2 separate regions of the Homo sapiens genome follow, and region 2 is linked to region 1. A link is an interaction called in ENCODE POLR2A ChIA-PET data of the cell type or tissue named here. Cell type or tissue: Caco-2. All regions are shown on one strand.

Region 1 (8,000 bases):
TGAAATGTAAGTAAAATTGCCTCGGGAAATCATAATTGATTCCACTCCTTCCTACAATAGGTGTTGTAGAGCTTTTTATCAGAGGTTGAAATTGTAAAAACCAGGCTTGCTGGTGGGGAGCCCAGAACAGCCCCTTTTCCCCCTCCCCCACAGCTACACGTGGGTGGTGGAGGCCAGTGGGGAGGGTGTGACGGCAGGAAGCCAGAGGAGGAGCTGGCTGAGGGTAACCCCAAGACAGCTGTGGGGCAGGGAAGGGAGCGTGCTCTGTGTGCCTGGTGCAGCTGCAGGCAGAGGGGTGAGTAGTGGGAGAGGACCCCGTGCTTCCTCTCTGAGCGGCCTGGTGTTCAGCCTCCTGCTGCCTTCAGGAGAGCTCGCGTAGGTGCAGTTCATGGAGAATGCACAGCTGGCTGCTGGAGGGAGGATGCTGCTGAAGGCTGGGGACCGTTTTTTCTCCTGGGGGCTCCTCCGAATCCAGTCGCCCAGCAGAAATAGAGCTTTGTCAACAGTAAACCGGGTTTATTGGTCAGATAAGATAACCTTGTAATGAGACTTGTGGAACTTGAGGCAAAAATGAGGAAGAACAGAGAGGATGGAATGGGAACAAGGGAGAGACATGGTATCATCAAGCTCTGAGCAAGGTTGGCCGAGAGCACCAGGCGCAGGTTGGGGGCTGAGGAGGACAGAAACGCGTCTGACAGCAGGGCGCCTCCCACGGGGCCCCGGAAACCCTCGCTGACCCACAGTATTGCCCTTCAAAACCTGGTCATTGGTGCCCATTACAGAGAACCCTTTCATCGGGAAAAGAGACCGTTTCTCCTCATTCTCAGTTTCCTCTGCCGGGGCGGCGTCTGGTTTGTTTTGGAGGCATTTTCGTCAAGCGCAGATGGGCAGGTTCCACTCCTGCGGGGTCCGGCCACCTGTCACTGGCGCCCTGGCTTACCCAGGGGCCTCTGCACATCAAGGCTGTTCAGGGGCCCGCGTGTAACAGGCTCTAATTAGCGTAAGCAAGTGAATTAGCCTTATCTGTTCATGAAAGAAGTGAAGCAAGAAATGCATTTGGTGACACTTTGTCAGTGCTTTGTTCGAGCTGCTATACGGAAATTATTAATAGTAGAATTGCATTCTGTTACAATCGCCCTCTAATTCAGTCACCATCCATTGAACTGGACTTTTTACCCAGTTAGCAAGGTAATGAGTTTGGATGACTCTGAAAACTTTGTGACCTCCACCCCGGGCGTCACTGTGGGCTGGGGGAACCTCCTCAGGCTGTGTGTGGACCTTCCGTGGAGCGCGGGGCGGGGCGTAGCGGACATGCACCTGTACACAGCTCTGGGTTCCGCGTTTCTGGGGCACTCTCTGCCAGCCAGGGGTGCCCTGCAGAAATGAGGCTAGGATTACACGGGGAGCAGCTTGGGCCAAAGACTCGATTTCCATCTGCTCCCTGAATGTGGTGAGCCCGGTGTCCACAGGACTGTGTAGGAGGGGACAGCCAGCATCTGCCCTTTCCAGAGACCTTTCTCCTGGCACTCGTGTCTGGGCGCTAGGGATGATCTTGTTTCTGTTCCTTGGATTTTTACTTCTCTTCAGCTCCATCTGAAGCTTTTCCCCTCTCTCATTTCATTGTAATCATAACTCGCACATCAACCTCAAATTACCCTCTATCAATCACTCTCTTGCCTAGAAACTTGCTGGGCTCCTCCTCTTCTGCTGCCCTGGGTGTGTCATGCAGAGTGCCCTGCGCCTGCCACCAACTCCCACCGCCCTTGCTCTCCCACTGCCAGAAAGTTAGGCCTCCAGGCCTCTGGAGTCCGAGTTGGGCTCACGGTTCCATCTGAGTGTGTTTGCCCTGAGCTGTTTGTAAATGGGACTTACAACCACAGCCAAGCTCTTCAAATTATGGAGTTCCGTTTAAAAAAAAAAATTACTGCCTTTTAATCTTTTTATTAGAGCATAACAGACATACAGAAAGTGCTTTGTCCTGAGAGTACATCTTAGAGGGCTATGATGAAATCAGTCCATCCATGTCTCAGCTCCACGGTCGGGAACACGGTGTCACCAGGGCTCCCAAGTTCACCTGCCGGCTCCTCCACCTCCCCCAAAGCCCTGCCTTCCCGATTCTCACACGCCAGTTCTGCCCATTTAAAAATGTTGTGAAATGGAGCCATGCAGCGTGTAATCTTTCGTGTTTGGTTTCTGTTGCTGTGTTATTTCATTTCTATCTTATGGGTATATCACGTCATAATTTTTAAAATTTTCTGTGAATGGGCGTTTGAATTTCTTTATTTCTTGGCTACTGTGACTAACACTACAGAATGGGAGATTATATCATCTTTTGTTAGGTATTTGTATTTCAAATGTCTCCTCTCATTCTGTAGCAGCTTTTCACACTCTAAACAGAAATTCTTAATTTGAATGAAATCTAATTTATCAATCTTTACCTCCCTTTGTGGTTGTGATTTGTGTGTGTCCTGTTTAAGAAAGCTTCGCCACCCTCCAGGTTGTTCCAGGGTTTCACTCCTGTCTTCTTGGTGGCTTTGCTTCTTCACACTGACCGTGGCACTGCGCAGCCTTGTTGCCCTGCGCAGCCTTGTTGCACTGTGTGAAGCCTTATTTTTTTTTTCATTTTTCTTGTCAACGTGGGTATCCAGTGGACTCAGCACTCCTTACTGCAAAGCTGCTCCTTCCGCCTGTGCCACAGTGCTGGTTACACCTTCACGTGAGGTGGCTCTGTCTGTATTGGCTGTTTCTGGAATCTGTATTGTTTCGTTGGTGTGTTCATCTCTTTTTGGCAAAACCACAAGTTTCAATTCCTGAGAATGTTAGAGTCTCGTTACCTGATAGGGTGGCCCTCTCTGCTTGTCTGCATCAGGGCTGCCCTGGCTCTACCTGGCCATCCGCCTCTTCACGTAGATTTTACAGCTCAACCTGTCAGTCTCACCAGTGGACTTGCTAGAGTTTTTATTGAGAATGCATTGATTAAATGACATCTGCACAATATTGAATCTTCTAATCCATGGACGTACTATATGCTAACATGTGTTTAGGTCATACTTTTTTTTTTTTTTTTTTTTGAGATGGAGTCTTGCTCTGTCGCCCAGGCTGGAGTGCAATGGCATGATCTCGGCTCACTGCAAGCTCTGCCTCCTGGGTTCGCGCCATTCTCTTGCCTCAGCCTCCCGAGTAGCTGGGACTACAGGCGCCCACCACCACGCCCGGCTAATTTTTTGTATTTTTAGTGGAGACGGGGTTTCGCCGTGTTAGCCAGGATGGTCTCGATCTCCTGACCTCGTAATCCGCCTGCCTCGGCCTCCCAAAGTGCTGGGATTACAGGCGTGAGTCACCGCGCCCGGCCTTAGGTCATACTTATTTTCTCTCGAAATTGTTTCATAATGTTTTCTGGGTGGACATATCATGGGTTTTGTTGTTTTGAATAATAATGTTTGTGCTTTGAATAATAATGTAGAAATCTAATTGGACTTTGATTATTAACTTTGGTCCTGCAGCATTGCTAAATCTACTTATTTTAATAATTTATTTGTAGATTATATTGACTTTTCTATGTTCATAATTGAGTGATTTAATAATAGCTTTCATTGTCTTCTTGATCTTCGTACCTTTCATGCCTCTTCTTATCTGTGGCTTAGCATAGCCAGTGCTGCTTTGGACAGACATGCTGATAGCTGGTGTTTGTTTTGCATCATCAGAAGAAAAGCTTTCAACATTTCACTGTTAAAGATCGTGCTGACGACTTTAGTAAGGAAATCCTTTTCAGATTAAAGTTCTCCCTATTCCTCATTTGCCAAGAGGGTTTTGCTTTTGTTTTGTTTCATAGTTTTTATCGTGAATAGATGTTGAATTTTAATCAAATGCCTTTTCTGCAAATATTGAGATGATCATTTGATTTTCTTCTATATTTTGTTAATGCGCATTAAATTAATTGATTTTCAAATGTTAAACCAAACTTACATTCCAGGAATAAATGAGCATGGCCTATGGGTTATGCTCTGTGTGTAATGCTTTATTTGGTTTGCCAGTACGTTAATTAGGGATTTTGCATCTGCATTTATTGGGGAGAAAGGTCATTACTTTTCATTTCTCAGAATGTCGTTTTCAGGTTGTGATGTTATGGCTTTTCTGGCCTTAGAAAATATTAGCAAGTTGTCTTCTGTTGTTTTCTGTAATCGTTTTATAAGGTTGGTGATATTTCTTCTTTAACCGCTTGGTGGAGTGTACCAGTGAAAGCATCTGGGCCTAGGGGTTTCTTGTTTACAAGATTTTAAATTTGGGCTTGATTTATTTTAATAGCTTTGAAACATCAGATTTTCTTTTTTTTTCTTTATTCAGTTGTGGTAAAAGTTAGTTTTTAACTTTTAAAACTTCATTTTATCAAAACTTTAAAATTCATTTGTGTAAAGTTGTTTATTGTCATGTTTTTAATATTTTTGTGATCTCTAGTTATGTCTTTTTCAATATTGTTATTTGCTTATTCTTTGTAATCTGTCTCATCAAGAGTTTATCAATTTTATTAGTCATTTGGAGGAACCATCTTTTGGCTTTATTGATTTTTTCCCATATGTATTTTATTTCATTAATTTGTTACTTTCTTTGAGTCTAATTTGATGTTATTCTAACTTTTGAGTTGTATATGTAGATAATTGATATTTATCCTTTCTTGTGTTACAGTATATGCATTTAAGGTTGTCAATTTAGTTGCATACCGTACGTTTTGATGTGTTGTATTTTCCTTATCATTGGGCTCAAGTCATTTATCAATTTCCATTGTGATTTTTATTTTGACCAATGGGCTATTCAGAAACAAATTTCTCAAATTCCCAACATCTGGTGATTTTCAGGTATCTTCTTATTGATTTCTAGCATTATCTCCCTGTGCTCAGAGACTATCCTCTGAATGACCCCAGTCCCATAAAACTTACCAAGAAATGCTCTATGGCCCCATCGGAAGTCAGTTTTGTAAATGGCCCATACACACTTGAAAATAGTATGTATTCTGCAATTGTTGAGTGCAGTGTTTTGTAAATAGCTACATATCATTTGTTAATCTTATTCTTCACATTTCTTTAATGATGTTTTTTCTCAGCTCCTGCAAGAGTTGTGTTGAAATTTCCCATTATGATTGTGAGTTTTGTCTATTTCTTCTTTTAATTTTGTCAATTATTGCAGTATGTCTTTGGATGCTGTTTTATTAGGCACATATAAATTGTGAATTATCTTCCTGGTGAATTTTGCCTTTTGTTATTATGAGACATTCTTTATCTCTGCGGATTGTTTTGATTTTTAAATCTCCTTTCTGGGATATTAATACGGGTATGTCAGCTTCCAGTGTTTAATAGCATTGGCACCTTTTACTTTTTCACTTTTCATTTTGAGCATTGTTAAATTGTTTCATTATAAATGTAGTATACTATAAATATATAAGTATTTATATTCAGCGTAAAAATCATTTCTTAGTCGAAATATTTAATCTAATTGTAACTGATGTAATTAATGATACATTTGCATTGAAATTAACCATCTTAATAGTTGCCTTTAGTTTTTATTCGTTTTTTATGAAAACATCTTAATCGTAGAATAAATTTTTTTATGATCGTTATCTTGTTATGTGTGCTTTTATGTAATTTTAGTGGCTATGTTGGTGATTATAAGATAGACTATTATTATATACTTAACAAAGTCTAATAAAATTAATACTTCTTTTCCTTCTAGACAATCCAAGGGTCTTAAAATCCTTTCTTCTGTTTACATTTTGCTCCATTCGTAGGCTATTGCTATAAAGTACTTTATTCATACACTTACGTGTTTGAAAAGATACTGTTTTTGTATATTCATTTATATGTACACATTTCTAACCCTTTTTATTCCCCTGTGTTGCAACCTGTATCTCTGAGCATCCATCTGCAATCGTTTTTCTTCTGTCTGCAAAATACCCCTTGTTTCCTTTGATACAGATTTAATGCTGAGGAATTATCTAATTTTCTTGGGGTCCGGAACATATTTAATTCACTTTTATTTTTGAAGAACAGTTTTGCTGGGTATAAAATCATAGGTTATCAATGCCTGTCCTATCCACCAGCCTACAACCCTTTGAACCTATCATTCCACTGTCTTTTGACTCCCATTGGTTCTGCTCGGAAACAAGCTGTCAGTCTCACTGTTGCTTCTTTTAAGTTAATCTGTCTTCCTCTCCTCTTCCCTAGCTCTTTTGATTGTTCTCTTTTTGGCAGGAGAAGTGTTGTTGAAATGTTCCTCTAGATCTATAATTTTTTAATTAATAAAGTTTGTTTTCGGGAGAGTTTAAGGTTTACAGAAAAACTAAGAAGACAGCATAGAGCTCTCATATGATTCTTTCCACAGCACAGTTTTGTCTGTTACTAAAGTCTTACATTACTGTGGTATATTTGTTACAGTTCATGAACCAGTACTGACACATTATTTTTAACCAAAGCCCATAGTTTACATTAAAGTTTACTCTTTGTGTGGTGTCTTTCTATGGATTTTGATAAGTTCATAATATCATGTTTCCCTCATTACAGTGTCATACAGAATAGTTTGCTTCTATTCTCTGGAAGAGATTTTGGAGAATTGGTATCATTTCTCACTGAAGTAGTTGGTAGAATTCATCAGTGAAGCCATCTAGGTCTGGTGCTTTCCTTTTTGGGAGGTTATTAGTGATCAACTTAATTTCTTTCATAGATACAGCCTGTTTTTTTTCTGGCTGAACCCAGGGCTGGGGTCGTCGCCAAAGTGACTGTAGGAAGTGCCCACAAGGGATAGCCACAAACCCGCCTGAGATGGGGCTGGCTGGGATTCCAAAGAGAGAAGCACTAAACCCTGAGTGATCATTTGAAGCGTTTATTAGGGGAACTTGCCTACAGAGGGGGCAGCAGCTTCCTTGTGACCACAGCAAGACCTGAGTATGTCTACAGGGAGGGGTCTCATTGTGGAGTTTCTATGGGAGTTGAAGGAAATTGGCTCACCGCCAATTTCTATGTGACAGCAACATGCTGATCTTTCTGTTTCAGGCAGTAATGGAATGCTCAAGCCCACAGGGGAAGTATGCAGCTGCCTGGCTCACATGGTGGTGAAGGCCCTCTGTGTGTCTCAGTCAGGAAAGAGAAAGGGAGCTGGGGGTGGGCAGGCCACTAGAAAGACCGATTCATGTGATCTCTTCCTCCTCATGTGAGTTTTGGTGGTTCGTGTCTTTCAAGGAATTGGTCCATTTCATCTAAGTTATCAAATTTCTGGGCGTAGAGTTGCTCATAATGTTTCTTTATTACCCTTTAGATGCCTATAGGATTAGTAGTGATGGCTCCTCTTTCACTTCTGATGTTAGTAATTTGTGTCTTCCTTTTTTTTATTTTTTTTTTTTAATGTTGGTTAACCTGGCTACAGATTTATGAATTTTAAGGAACCAGCTTTTGGTTTTGTTGGTTTTTCTCTATGGAGTTCCTGTTTTCAGCTTCACTGTTTTTTATTGTAATTTTTATTATTTATTTTGTTTTATTTTATTTTTATTTATTTATTTTTTTGAGATGGAGTCTTGCTCTGTCTCCCAGGCTGAAGTGCAGTGGCGTGATCTCGGCTCACTGCAACTTCCGCCTCCCAGGTTCAAGCGATTCTCCTGCCTCGGTCTTCCAAGTAGCTGGGATTACAGGTACCTGCCACCACGCCTGGCTAATTTTTGTATTTTTAGTAGAGATGGGGTTTCACCATGTTGGCCAGGCTGGTCTTGAACTCCCAACCTCAGGTGATCCACCCACCTTGGCCTCCCAAAGTGCTGGGATAACAGGCGTGAGCCACTGTACCTGGCCAATTTTTATTATTTCTTGCTTTAGGCTTACATTGTTCTTCTTTTTTTAGTTTCCTAATGGGAAGCTTAGTTGATTGATTTTAGATCCTTCTTTTTTTCTAACATTTACATTCAATGCTATAAATTTTCCTCTAAGCATGGCTTTTGTTTCATCCTACAATTTTGATAGGTT
Region 2 (8,000 bases), 260 kb before region 1:
CCGGGAGGTGGAGGTTGCAGTGAGCCGAGATCGTGCCACTGCACTCCAGCCTGGGCGACAGAGCAAGACTCCATTAAAAAAAAAAAAAAATTATAAAATAGCCCGTATGGCACATTACAGCTTTATGCACATGGAAAGTAATATGCAAAAATGAATATAGATGTGTACAGGTTGTAGGGATGGAGTGAGTTTATTTCAAAATATCTTAATGTTACATCACATTAAATAAGGTATTAAAAATAAACCTAAAGGTTAATGAAATTGAGGCTATGAAAAGTTTCTGTTTAAAGTATACGACCTAGGCTGGGTGAGGTGGCTCTCGTCTGTAATCCCAGCACTTTGGGAGGCCGAGGCAGGCGGATCACCTGAGTTCAGGAGTTCAAGACCAGCCTGGCCATCATGGTGAAACCCCGTCTCTACCCAAAATACAAAAATTAGTCAGGTGTGGTGGTGTGTGCCTGTAATCCCAGCTGCTCTGAAGGCTGAGGCAGGAGAATCGCTTGAACCTGGGACTTGGAGGTTGCAGTGAGCCGAGATAGCGCCACAGCATTCCAGCTTGGGAGACAGAGCAAGACTCCCTCTCAAAAAAGAAAAAAAAAAAAAAAGTTACTGTTTAAAGTATACAACCTAGGCTGGGTGCTATGGCTCACGCCTGTAATCCCAGCACTTTGATAGGTTGAGGTGGGAGGATTGCTTGAGTCCAGGAGTTCGAGACCAGCCTGGGCAACATAGTGAGACCCCCCCGCATATCTACAAAAAATACAAAAATTAGCTGGGCATGGTGGTGCACACGTGTACTACATTTATAGTTCCAGCTACTTGGGAGGCTGAGGTGGGAGGATTGCTTGAGCCCAGGAGGTCCTGGCAACAGTGAGCTGTGATCGTGCCACTGCATTCCAGCCTAGGCAACAGAGAAAGATCCTGTCTCAAATAAAAAAAATAGAAAAAGAAAGTATGAGACCTGTATGGCAGTTAGCGCAGTAGTTAGGGGAGCTGTCTTGGGCATGAGAGGATCATGGGTGAAGTGTGTTACCTGTAACAGAAGCATCTCTATTTCTCCATGTTCGAGGGGCGTTCCTGCTGTTCCCTGGCCACAGAGCTGCCAAACTCTCATGTCTAATGCCATGGCTATAATATGGATCAGGAAACTTCTGCTTCCATTTCCTGAGAACAGTTTGTTAATTTCAGAATAACATAGTAGCTTAGAGAAAGTTTTTTTGTTTTGAGACTGAGTCTCGCTCTGTTGCCCAGGCTGGAATGCAGTGGCGCGAACTTGGCTCACCGCAACCTCTGCCTCCCGGGTTCAAGCAATTCTCCTGCCTCAGCCTCCCAAGTAGCTGGGACTACAGGCGCCCGCCACCATGCCTAACTAATTTTTTGCATTTTTTTTTTTTTTTTTTTGAGACGGAGTCTTGCTCTGTCACCCAGGCTGGAGTGCAGTGGCGCCATCTCGGCTCACTGCAACTTCTGCCTCCCGGGTTCACGCCATTCTCCTGCCTCAGACTCCCGAGTAGCTGGGACTACAGGTGTCCGCCACCACACCCGGCTAATTTTTTGTATTTTTAGAAGAGATGAGGTTTCATCGTGTTAGCCAGGATGGTCTCGATCTCCTGACCTTGTGATCCGCCCACCTCAGCCTCCAAAAGTGCTGGGATTTACAGGCGTGAGGCACTCCGCCCAGCCAAGAAGTTTTAATTAATTTACTTATTTATTTATTAGCCGACTCAGAATGTGTAAGTAGAGAAGGTTTTAATCCAGGGTAGAAAGTGTTTATGAGCGGAAGAAGGAATATTCACATTGAAAATTGAAGACATCTGCGGACTGTCTTTCATTTGATTTCAGTGGAAAAGGTGTAGTCTGACTTGTCGTTTTTCATTCTCCCCATCCAGATGAAGAAATAAAAGCAATAGGCCAGGCACAGTGGCTCACGCCTGTAATCCCAGCACTTTGGGAGGCTGAGGTGGGCGGATCACAAGGTCAGGAGATCGAGACCAGCCTGGCCAACGTGGTGAAAACCTGTCTCTACTAAAAACACAAAAAATTAGCTGGGCATGGTGGTGTGCACCTGTAGTCCCTGCTACTCAGTAGGAGGCTGAGGCAGGAGAATCGCTTAAACCCGGGAGGCGGAGATTGCAGTGAACTGAGATTGCACCATTGCACTCCAGCCTGGGCAACAGAGTGAGACTCTGTCTCAAAAAAAAAAAAAAAAAAAAAAAGGAAATAAAAGCAGTGTTTATGAACACCTGATTTCCATTCTACTTCGGGGGCGGGGTCAGGACAAGGGATCGAATTCCTTCTCTCTGTTGCCCTATGACAAGGGCTTTCAAACTGTGGCCCCTGACCAGAAGCAGCATCTGGGAACTTGTTAGAAATGCAGATTCCAGGCTGGGTGTGGTGGCTCACGCCTGTCATCCCAGCACTATAGGAGGCTGAGGCGGGTGGATCACCTGAGGTCAGGAGTTCGAGACTAGCCTGGACAACATGGTGAAACCCCATCTCTACTAAAAATACAAAAATTAGCCGGGCGTGGTGGCGGGTGCCTGTAATCCCAGCAATTTGGGAAGCAGAGGCGGGTAGATCACTTGAGGTCAGGAGTTCAGGACAAGCCTGGTCAACATGGTGAAACCCCATGTCTCCTAAAAATGCAAAATTAGCCAGGTATGGTGGCACATGCCTGTAATCCCAGCTACTCGGGAGGTTGAGGCATGAGAATCGCTGGAACCCTGGACACTGAGGTTGCAGTGAGCCAAGATTGTGCCACTGCACTCTAGCTTGGGTGACAGAGTAAGACTCCGGCACCCCCTCCAAAAAAAGCAGATTCCCAGTCCCCACCCCAGCCCTCCTGTTGGAGAGACGCTGGGAGTGGGCCCAGCCCTCTGTGTTTGAAGGAGCCCACCAGGTGATTCTGATACGCACCCACTTTGGGGAATTTAGCCCTGGGACGCTGTGCCATCCTTGCTGGTCCTGATCTCCCCTCCGTTCTAGGGAACTGGCAGCTGGGGACAGCAGCCGTGTGTCGTGGAAGAGCAGGGAACTTGGAGTCCATGGGAATGCGCATTCAGGTCCTCCCTGCCACTAAACGGGACAGTAGGAACCACACTCGTGGTCTCCTTGGGAAGGCCCCTGCCCTGTCCTGGCTCTGAAAGCACCGGCCCTGAAGGCCTCTCCATCGGCACGGGGAACCCCAGGGAGTGCCTGGGCGGCGCGGACCTGGAGCTGGGGGTGTGTGTGAGTGCTCAGTGTAGCCCCACGCTGGGTCAGCAGGAAGTAGTGTGCGGGCCAGTCCGGGGCGGGCTTGGCCTCCAGGCAACAGCTGCAGCTGTGCTGCTTGGGACCCTCCAGTGTCTGTCCCGTGCCACCTGCGCCGAGGCTGGCAGGGCCTGTGACTTCTGCTGAGGTCAGCATTTGCGAAGGTGTGCTTCAATGAAGGGGGAGCGTCTTTGCATGGGGTTTGTCGGTAAATCCTGTTTGTTTGTTTCTTTTTTTTTTTTTGAGACGGAGTCTGGTTTTGTCGCCCAGGCTGGAGTGCAGTGGCGCGATCTCTGCTCACTGCAAGCTCCGCCTCCCGGGTTCACACCATTCTCCTGCCTCAGCCTCCCGAGTAGCTGGGACTACAGGCTTCCGCCACCACGCCCGGCTAATTTTTTGTATTTTTAGTAGAGACGGGGTTTCACCATGTTAGCCAGGATGGTCTCGATCTCCTGACCTCGTGATCCACCCGCCTCGGCCTGCCAAAGTGCTGGGATTACAGGCGTGAGCCACCATGCCTGGCCATGCCCAGCTAATTTTTGTGTGTTTAGTAGAGATGGAATTTCGCCACGTTGGCCAGGCAGGCCTCAAACTCCTGACCTTAGGTGATCCACCTGCCTCGGCCTCCCAAAGTGCTGGGAATTCAGGCGTGAGCCACTGCGCCCGGCCAATCCTTTTTTGTTTCTAAAGCTGCGGTCTCTGGGGTGGGAGGCCCGAGATGTCAGCTGTGAAAAGAATGTAGTGCTCACCTGCTCTGTGTTGTTACTGTCTGAAGTTCCTGGTGAAAGACACTGGGCGGGAGATGGGTGTGTGTGTTTGAAGTTTCGTTACCTTCTGATTTGTGGATAACTCGCTTGGAGATTCACAGACTTGTGAGGCTGAAAGGATCTTGAATGTTGCTTGTGGGTTGTTTCCCCTTTTTTTGTTGCAAAGAGGGGTCACAGTGGGCCGGCGGCTGACTTGGGCCTGACTTTGCCCCTCACCGCATGCCTGGTTTCTGTGACAGCTGCCCAGCCCCCTCTCACAGTTTATCTTTGCAAGTGCAGCATCCAAGTGTGACTCCCACACATTGTGTGGAAGGCACCAATTTGTGAGCCAGTCTGGGAGCTGACCGCCACCGAAAACTTGCTGAGAGGGGAATGCATTCTGAGTTTTAGTGGGTAGATCTGCAGAATCTTTTCGGATTGGAGCGTGGTAAATCTGGAAGGAAGTCAGGGACACTTATTGAATGTTTTCTATTTGCTAGTTATTTTCAGCTCTCCCACCTCACTGAATTCTGAGGCCCTTGGCCTGGGATCTGAGGGGCTGCTTCCCTCCCAGGGTCTCACAGATAGTGAGCGGCATTTCAGGGGCAAGACACTTCCAAGTCCAGGTTCCGGGTTGGGTCTGAAGCCCACAGTGAAGCAGTTTGGTGCCAGAAGGGTTGGAGTGGGGAGGGGCTGTCGTTCGAGGGGCCTGTGGGGGGTTGCTGTAGTATCAGGGCATAGATGGCGATGGCCAGGCCCAGGGGTGAGGGCATCCTTACACCCACCGCACGGATTTGAACAGTAAGCTCAGAGGCGGCTGCGTGCTAGGCCACAAAGCTAGGAAATGATGGAGGCTGGATTTCAGCCAGGATCTCTCTGAGCCAGATCCCATCCTGCGTCCACAGCCTTTCCAGCTGGGGGCCAAGCTGGCCTCCCTCATCTCATCTGTTTTCTCTCTGTGGGACTGGGTTAGTTTAGGGTGTATTGTCCAGGCTCTGTGTCTTATGGGCTGTGTGCACTGCTTCAAGGGGTGTCAGTTTGATAGAGTATTGAAGTTCCATTAGTGAGCATAACGTTTATTCCTGCAGAAAGCCGGGCTCCTCCTCCTGGTGTTTCTGCCCGTTCTGCAGTGTGTGGTCCGTCACCTGGCAGTGTACCCATTTGAAATGATGTTTTTTTTTTTTTCCTTTTTGTTTTTATAGACAGGGTCTTACTCTGTCACCCAGGCTGGAGTGCAGTGGCCCAATCTTGGCATACCGCAGCCGTGAACTCTTGGGCTCAAGCAATCCTCCTGCCTCAGCCTCCTGAGTAGCTGGGACTACAGGTTGCGCCAACATGCCCGTAATTTTATTTTTTGTAGAGATGGCATCTTATTATGTTGCCCAGGCTGGTCTTTAACTCCTGGGCTCAAGTGATCCTCTTGCCTCAGCCTCCCAAAGTGCTGGGATTGTAGGTGCTAGCCATAGTACCTGGTCTTTTTCTTTCTTTTTCTTAATTAAAATTTATTTTGCAAATATGGGCATCTGGCCGGGCGCGGTGTCTCATGCCTGTAATCCCAGCACTTTGGGAGGCTGAGGTGGGTGGATCATTTGAGGTCAGGAGTTTGAGACCAGTCTGGCCAACATGGTAAAACCCTGTTTCTACTAAAAATACAAAAATTAGCTGGGCATATTGGTGCACGCCTGTCATCCCACTTACTCTGGAGGCTGAGGCAGCAGAATTGCTTGAACCCGGGAGGTGGAGGTTGCAGTGAGCCAAGATTGTGCCATTGCACTCCAGCCTGGGCAACAGAGCGAGACTCTGTCTCTCAAAAAAAAAAAAAAAAGGGCATTCTAGTTTAGTAAATTGATATTTGAAAGCATAGCTTTCTAATGATTGGAACTTGTACATAGAAGTTATTGAGATGTTTGAGACAATCGAGAGTTAAAGAAGTGTCTTTGATTTAAAATGTGTTTTTTGAGCTCTTTCAGATTCTCATGCAATCAAAGTTCAAATTCTTCACCAACATGTGACCACTTGGTAATCATTACTGAGTTTACATTCTTTCTTGGAAGATTATCTTATCTTAATAATCAGGAAAATCATAAAAATTAATACATGCTTAATAGAGAACACTTATTTTAAACTTTTTTTTTTTTTTGAGACAGAGTCTCTGTTGCCCAGGCTGGAGTGCAGTGGCGTGATCTGGGCTCACCACAACCTCCGCTTCCTGAGTTTAAGTGATAATTTTCCTGCCTCAACCTCCTGAGTAGCTGGGATTACAGGTGTGCGCTAACATGTAAAAAACAAAAAAAATGAGAAACACTTTTTTTTCTATTTAGAACTCACTTTGTATTAAAAACCAAACTGACTTTTTAAACATTATTCCTTGTTTTGGTTTTTTCTTTGCAAGCTGGGCGTAGGATCTCTGATTTGCTTTTGCTGCTTTGTGCAGGGTGCACGGTGACTTCTTGTCTGTAAGGCAGCTGGAGTTTTCTGGCTTAATTCTTCCGTGCATGTGGTTGGGAGTCCTAGCTATAAGCAGGCCTGGAGTTTTTTCTCTTTCTTTCCTCCCTTCTTCTCTCCCCTCCCTCCTGTCTGTCCAGATGACTTTTTGGCATATGAAAGTAATGTGTTCACTGTGAACACACTGGGGCATTTAGAAGATCGTATGGCTAGTTTATTTGGTTTGAGCCTGTTCTCTTGGCTCTAGAGAAAAGGAAGATTCTTTTTCACACAAAACTTGTACATATTTCACTTTGTTTTCCTTCCCCAAGGTTAAGACTGATTTGATGTAGTCACAGAAATGTGGGTGTACTTGCTGATTCGTGAGCAGGTGGAAGCCTTCCAGGGAAGAGTTTTTTTTTTTTTTTTTTCTTTTTTTTTGAGACAGGGTCTCACTCTGTTGCCTAGGCTAGAATGCAGTGGTGCAATCATGGCTCACTGCAGCCTCCGCCTTCCCGGACTCAGGTGATCCTCTCACCTCCCGAGTAGCTGGGACTGCAAAATTAGCCAGTGAGCCACCACGCATGGCTAATTTTGTATTTTTTGTAGCGATGGGGTTTTGCCATCTTGCCCAGGGTGGTCTTGAACTCCTGAGCTCAAGCGATCCTCTTGCCTCGGTCTCCCCAAGTCCCAGGATTACAGGCGTGAGCCATGGTGCCTGACCACCATGATTTTTTTGAACAAAAGGACGTGCCCGCAGCGTCGACTCTGTAGCATGAGTGAGTGGGTCCAGCGTTGACTCCGTAGCATGAGTGGGTGTAGTGTGAGTGAGTCCAGCGTCGACTCCGTAGTGTGAGTGAGTCCAGCGTCGACTCCGTAGTGTGAGTGAGTCCGGCTTCGACTCCGTAGTGTGAGTGAGTCCGGCTTCGACTCCGTAGTGTGAGTGAGTCCGGCGTCGACTCCGTAGTGTGAGTGAGTCCGGCGTCGACTCCGTAGTGTGAGTGAGTCCGGCGTCGACTCCGTAGTGTGAGTGAGTCCGGCTTCGACTCCGTAGTGTGAGTGAGTCCGGCGTCGACTCCGTAGTGTGAGTGAGTCCGGCTTCGACTCCGTAGTGTGAGTGAGTCCGGCGTCGACTCCGTAGTGTGAGTGAGTCCGGCTTCGACTCCGTAGTGTGAGTGAGTCCGGCGTCGACTCCGTAGTGTGAGTCCGGCGTCGACTCCGTAGTGTGAGTGAGTCCGGCGTCGACTCCGTAGTGTGAGTGAGTCCGGCGTCGACTCCGTAGTGTGAGTGAGTCCGGCTTCGACTCCGTAGTGTGAGTGAGTCCGGCGTCGACTCCGTAGTGTGAGTGAGTCCGGCGTCGACTCCGTAGTGTGAGTCCGGCGTCGACTCCGTAGTGTGAGTGAGTCCGGCGTCGACTCCGTAGTGTGAGTGAGTCCGGCTTCGACTCCGTAGTGTGAGTGAGTCCGGCTTCGACTCCGTAGTGTGAGTGAGTCCGGCGTCGACTCCGTAGTGTGAGTGAGTCCGGCGTCGACTCCGTAGTGTGAGTCCGGCTTCGACTCCGTAGTGTGAGTGAGTCCGGCG

What was found. ChIA-PET counts read pairs that join two places held together with the same protein. Peaks named below come from ENCODE experiments on the same cell type or tissue, not always from the same donor. Only the 100,000 strongest peaks of a DNase experiment are listed, where the experiment ranks them.
Region 2: POLR2A ChIA-PET joins it to region 1 with 10 read pairs; 2 of 35 experiments call an interaction of 5 or more read pairs at or near these places.

Annotation. Positions count from the first base shown.
Region 1 is chr7:2,023,496-2,031,495 of GRCh38, reverse strand. All of the region lies in intron 12 of MAD1L1 (mitotic arrest deficient 1 like 1), which reads left to right. Among named protein-coding and RNA genes, the nearest start is that of SNORA114, 62 kb to the left of the region's middle. RefSeq lists an enhancer at 1-84. In Caco-2, no CTCF peak of the experiment used is centred here; a DNase peak (open chromatin) is centred at 3,655.
Region 2 is chr7:2,278,613-2,286,612 of GRCh38, reverse strand. All of the region lies in intron 1 of SNX8 (sorting nexin 8), which reads left to right. Among named protein-coding and RNA genes, the nearest start is that of MIR6836, 25 kb to the right of the region's middle. In Caco-2, no CTCF peak of the experiment used is centred here; a DNase peak (open chromatin) is centred at 3,947.